Regions from separate parts of the Mus musculus genome. Here region 1 is linked to region 2. Evidence: chromatin loops called from intact Hi-C (ENCODE). Cell type or tissue: heart. All regions are shown on one strand.

Region 1 (2,500 bases), 83 kb after region 2:
CGGAACTTGATTTTGAGACCTTGCTCTCACACTCCCAAATCCTCCCCCAGGGGGCATTTCCTTCTCAGGCCAAGTCCGTGTGCAGGCCTGTGTTCACGCTACCCCACCCTCCTCTACTCTGCCACAGACAATGTCCCCTTCTGCTTAGTTTCCCCCGTCATCTTTCCACTCATGGCCTCTTTCAGAAGCTCTCTATGATTCTCAATATCCAACACCCAGGCCCCAAGGATCCCATCGCCCCTCCATGTCCCCTGGTCTCATAATTTACAACTGCTATCACATGTCATCGACAAAAAGTTGTTTGACAGGAGTACCAAGCCATACCCACATTGCTGACCAAGTACCTAAAAGCTATCCAGAACTAAAATAAGGCAGTGGAGGAAGGAACAAGTGAGCCTGTGCTTCTCCTCTCTTCAACGCTTCTCTTTAACGCGTGCTTCTCCTCTCTTCAAAGCTTCTCTTTAATCCGAGTTGGTTTAGGGCTGCCTGTGAGCACATGAGCATGCATAAGAGATGCTACCCCTCTGAGAGTCCTTGTCCCTTTTCAAGGCAGAGGACAGGGTGGAGCTCGGTAGCTCTCCTATTCTTAGTCCTTTGATCCTGTTGTGTGTCCCTGTGTGCTGGCCGCGAAGAGCCTTACAAATCACACACTTTCCTAGGCACCCACGCAGCCCCACTTCCCGGATCTGTGCTGTACTGGCTCATCCAATCCCATCCTGTCCTCTGCCCAGCCTAGAGCACAGTCTCCAGGCCATTAGCTTTGGGAGTAGTCACCTGCATGTAGGCGCTACCATAAGAACCTCAGAGTTCGGATTTGTTTTTGGGATCACAGGCCATTGCCTTCTGATATCTCCGTCTGTGGATCCTGTAAGTCTCCCTCCTCTGCTTTCCCAACCTTGCCTTCTGAGCATCCAGTCCTGCTCAGCTTCAAGTGCTTAGACCAAAGCCCGCCGATAGTCACAACAGGATCTAAGTTTTCTTCTTTAAGAGGTCAAATCATATGAACCATTATATGATTCAGCCGCAAAATTTTAAGGAGCAGCTATTAGGGCTGATGAGATGACTCAGTTGGGCAAAGGTTCTCGCTGCCAAGCCCGATGACCTGAGTAATAAACTCTATTCCCACACAGCAGGAGGGAACCAACCCCTACTGTTGTTCTCTGACCACCACACCTAGTAATAGCATGCACGCCACCTCAAAATAATTTTTATTTATTTATTTTTAATAAAAAATAATTAGCTGGTATAATTAGGCTTTTAGAACACAATTTCAAATGTCTGTCTGTAGCAGGTACCGACTGAATGAGTGGCAAGTAACAACGGTTGATGGTGGAGGCTGCCACCGTGCCTTAGCAAGAGTGGAGGGCTGTGGTGGCTGAATTCTCAGGCCTGGTCCAAGGGAACAGTACTTTTGACTTGGCAGGGGCTGGGGACTGTCAGAGAGAATTAGACTCAAGACAGGAGGAATGCCACAAATTCACGTTAATAAGAGCATATCTGAAAGGCAGATCTGGCCACCGGTCTCGAGATGACCCAAGGAGCCACAGACTGACAGCTGATTGTGGTATTTCCCAAACTGAATTACACATTATGACTTTATCCAGGCAATTCTCGCTGCATAATATTTTTCTAAACAAACCACACAGGGAGGCAAGGATTTTGATAACTATGCCAAAGATTACTCTTCTCATGTGTTATTTCCGTTTCTTCCAAGTCAAACTCAAGATTCACTTAAGGGTCGGGCACATAGCTCAGTTGGTAGAGTACTTGTTTGCTTAGTATCCAGGGAGCCCTGGGATTGATCCTCAGCGCTGCATAAACTAGGCGTGTTGGCACCTGCCTATAATCTCAGCACTCAGGTGGCAGGAGGCAGGAGAGTTCAAGGTCATCTTTAATATACTTGTAAGTCTGAGTACATGAGACCCAGTCTGTCTGTCTGTCTGTCTGTCTGTCTTATACACACACACACAGAGTTTTATAGTTTTAAGTAAGTTTACAATATTGGGTTGGGTCAATTCATAGCAGTCCTTTGGTCCTGGGTTAAACATGTCACATAGACAGGTTCTTCTCTACGGAAAGACAGCAAGACATCTCTGGCACTTTGTTCTCTGAAGTTCCAGGTCTCTACCACTAGAATTTTCTTGCCCAGGTTCTCCAGGTGTAGAATTGTATTTAGGAGACCAAACTTCTTGGAACCTAAACAGTTGTTCAGACAGAGCTTAATGCACTCCGGGCTCCTGCAGAGTTCAGAGGCCTGAGGGCTGTTGAAAGGTTTTGCTGTGACAATATTTAAGTCTGGATTGGCTTGTCTTCCTCGACAATGAAACTCCTTGGAAAAACCAGTGGGCATCTCCTTTCTCCCTTTACAGTCAGCCCACTGGGTAAACTTCTGTACATGCCCAGTTTCCATTCATTTCTTCCTCTGCCCAACCATTAGGGGCACAGGGACATCATCTGAAACAGTGGCTCTCAACCTTCCTAATGGCGTGACACCTGAACA
Region 2 (2,500 bases):
ATTTTTTTAGAAGACAGCTGGGTCTAGGAAGGGGATATCCTGGAAGGTTTGAGGTGACTTGATCCTGTTGCTAAGCAGGGAGTCGTGGAGGGCATTTATTGGAACTGCTGTCCCCAGCAGTAGGAAAATTGGAAGAACACATGCAGCTTGAGCAGAGTAATTTCAAGCAAGGGAGAAACAAACACCTGCCATTCAAAGTAAAGGACATGAGGAAGGAAGAATGGCAGGCTCTTTGAGATGTGTGGAGACTGTCAGGTACGAGTGGGGCATCCCAACTGGAGAGACCTCCGAGTCCTTTCTTCTCACCAGGATGTCATCTTCTAAAATCCAGAACTCAAAAATGCTACCATTGGCCGGGTGTGGTGACACACGCCTTTAAACCCAGCACTTGGGAGGCAGAGGCAGGTGGATTCCTGAGTTCGAGGCCAGCCTGATCTACAGAGTGAGTGAGTGAGTTCCAGGACAGCCAGGGCTACACAGAGAAACCCTGTCTCGGAAAACAAAAATGCTCCCATGGTGGCACACAAGAAACAGTTGTATCTGCTCTATAGCAAGGTTTGGGTTGTGCCCTCACTGGGTAGAGCTGTGTTTTATCCACCTCCTCTGCTTCCTATACTGGAATCTGAGCTTGAGAAGACAAAAACAGAGAAGAAGGGCAAGCAAGTTTCTCAGCTAATGTTCATAGCTATTTAGATCAAACACACAGTTACAGATTTTCTAATGGGAGTGGGGAAGGAGGAAAAAAGGGGGAGGAGAGGAGAGAGAGAGAGAGAGAGAGAGAGAGAGAGAGAGAGAGAGAGAATGGTCATTTCCCTAAAGAAAAAAATTGGAAGTGTTTAGAGGAAGGTGGGGTCCCAGGAACACTCACTGAATTCAAGTCTAAACACAGCCCCACCCACCACCACCTCAAATCCATGCTCACCCAGGTAGAGCATGTTTGCAGATCAAGCTGTGAAGGGTTGCCCCCATTATTTGCCACACAGCTGAAAATGTGGCGGTTGAACCGCAACTCCTAAGCTGGCAAAGCATTTAGACCTGTGCAGCTCCTGACAACAACCTTGGCTTCAAATACTGTGCAGAGTTGCCCCTCGAGCAAATATTTGCCCTGGTTATAGCTTTGCATTTACAATATGCCAGCTGTGTTTGGAAAACAGTCCCAGTTTTAGTCAGTGGCCTTGTAAAGGAGCCTTGTATGGACTCACAGAGCGCCCTTTGGGAGGCTCCGGGGTAGGCATTACCCACTTAACTGTGAGGACGCTGCTTTCTTTTCAAAGCTCCAAGCCCATGACTTCCTTAAAAACATAGTCCATTTATGAGAATGCCAGTAGTTACTTGGGTCTCTGGAAAGATCTTGGAGCGTTTAGTGTTGCTTTTCCACTTGGCTTTAATTTTTTTTTTAATTCCCACAAGTAGCCTGCTGTGTCCTGGCAAGGGAATAAGAAAGGGAGTAAGAGTGGCTATGAGCCAAGTAACAGCGTGCAAACTATTCCTGGCTCTGTAAAACCAAGGTTCAGAGGTTCAAATCCCAGCAGGATGGACAGACACTTTGGCTCCCACAGTTGGGAGGGAACTGGAGAGATTTGCCGGTGTCTACCTAAAGATGGCCCTCTGTGCTGTTCAGGAGTCAGTGACACTTTAATGAGAGATACACCCCTGTCTTTGGGAGCTGAGTTGGTTTATAGTAAAAGTGCACACACAGGTGAAATTTGTTCACTCCATTGCCCACTAGAGAATTTTGACCCTCCCTCTTCCTGTTTTCAACTTCATAATAATCGGTTTAACTTTCATTTGAAGTACAGTTTAGAGTTGTACCCATTTAAGGCGCTGTCTTAGGGCTTGTTGGCCTGGAGAAGTAACAAGAGAAGGCCAGAGTGACTAACAGCTCTTCTGTAAGCGGCTGTCCACATTCTTTGTTTGATATTATCCTTGACACCTCGACTTTGCTAGCTAACCTCCTTATCAGCGACCTGAGTCATCATATGATTGCCTTGCAAGAAAATAGGACTCTGAGCACCTGCTATCTCTTCCTGTCCAATGCTCTAAGAAATCATTTTATAAAAGGTCATCCAGGATAAATAGGCCTTCATCTGCAAGCGCAACAGCTGGTAAGAAGCCAACTACGCTAAGAAAAAAAAAGGATAATTTGCCTTAGAATTGGGAGAAACCTTGCTGTGCATCAGAACCTCTCCCATTTAAGCAGCTGGGAGGGCTGTATCTCTCCTAACAACACATCCATGTTAGCCCTGTAACCACATGCTAAGGGAGAAACAGAGCCCTTCTGGGTCCACCAAAACCCTATTGATGCCTGACCTCTTACAAGGTTTGTTGTTGTTGTTGTTGTTGTTGTTGTTTGGGTTTGTTTGTTTGTTTGTTGGGTTTTTTTGGGTTTTTGTTGTTGTTGTTGTTGTTTGTTTGTTTGTTCGAGAGTGTCCTGGAACTCACTCTGTAGACCAGGCTGGCCTCGAACTCAGAAATCTGCCTGCCTGTGCCTCTCAAGTGC

Evidence for each region. Peaks named below come from ENCODE experiments on the same cell type or tissue, not always from the same donor. Only the 100,000 strongest peaks of a DNase experiment are listed, where the experiment ranks them.
Region 1: it touches region 2 in a loop (2.4-fold over the local background); 2 of 42 quality-filtered maps call a loop at or near these places.

What each region holds. Positions count from the first base shown.
Region 1 is chr14:76,511,158-76,513,657 of GRCm38, reverse strand. No RefSeq gene overlaps it. Among named protein-coding and RNA genes, the nearest start is that of 4930444M15Rik, 8.4 kb to the left of the region's middle. In heart, no CTCF peak of the experiment used is centred here; no DNase peak of the experiment used is centred here; H3K27ac peaks cover 940 bases.
Region 2 is chr14:76,594,164-76,596,663 of GRCm38, reverse strand. No RefSeq gene overlaps it. Among named protein-coding and RNA genes, the nearest start is that of Serp2, 39 kb to the right of the region's middle. In heart, no CTCF peak of the experiment used is centred here; a DNase peak (open chromatin) is centred at 1,483.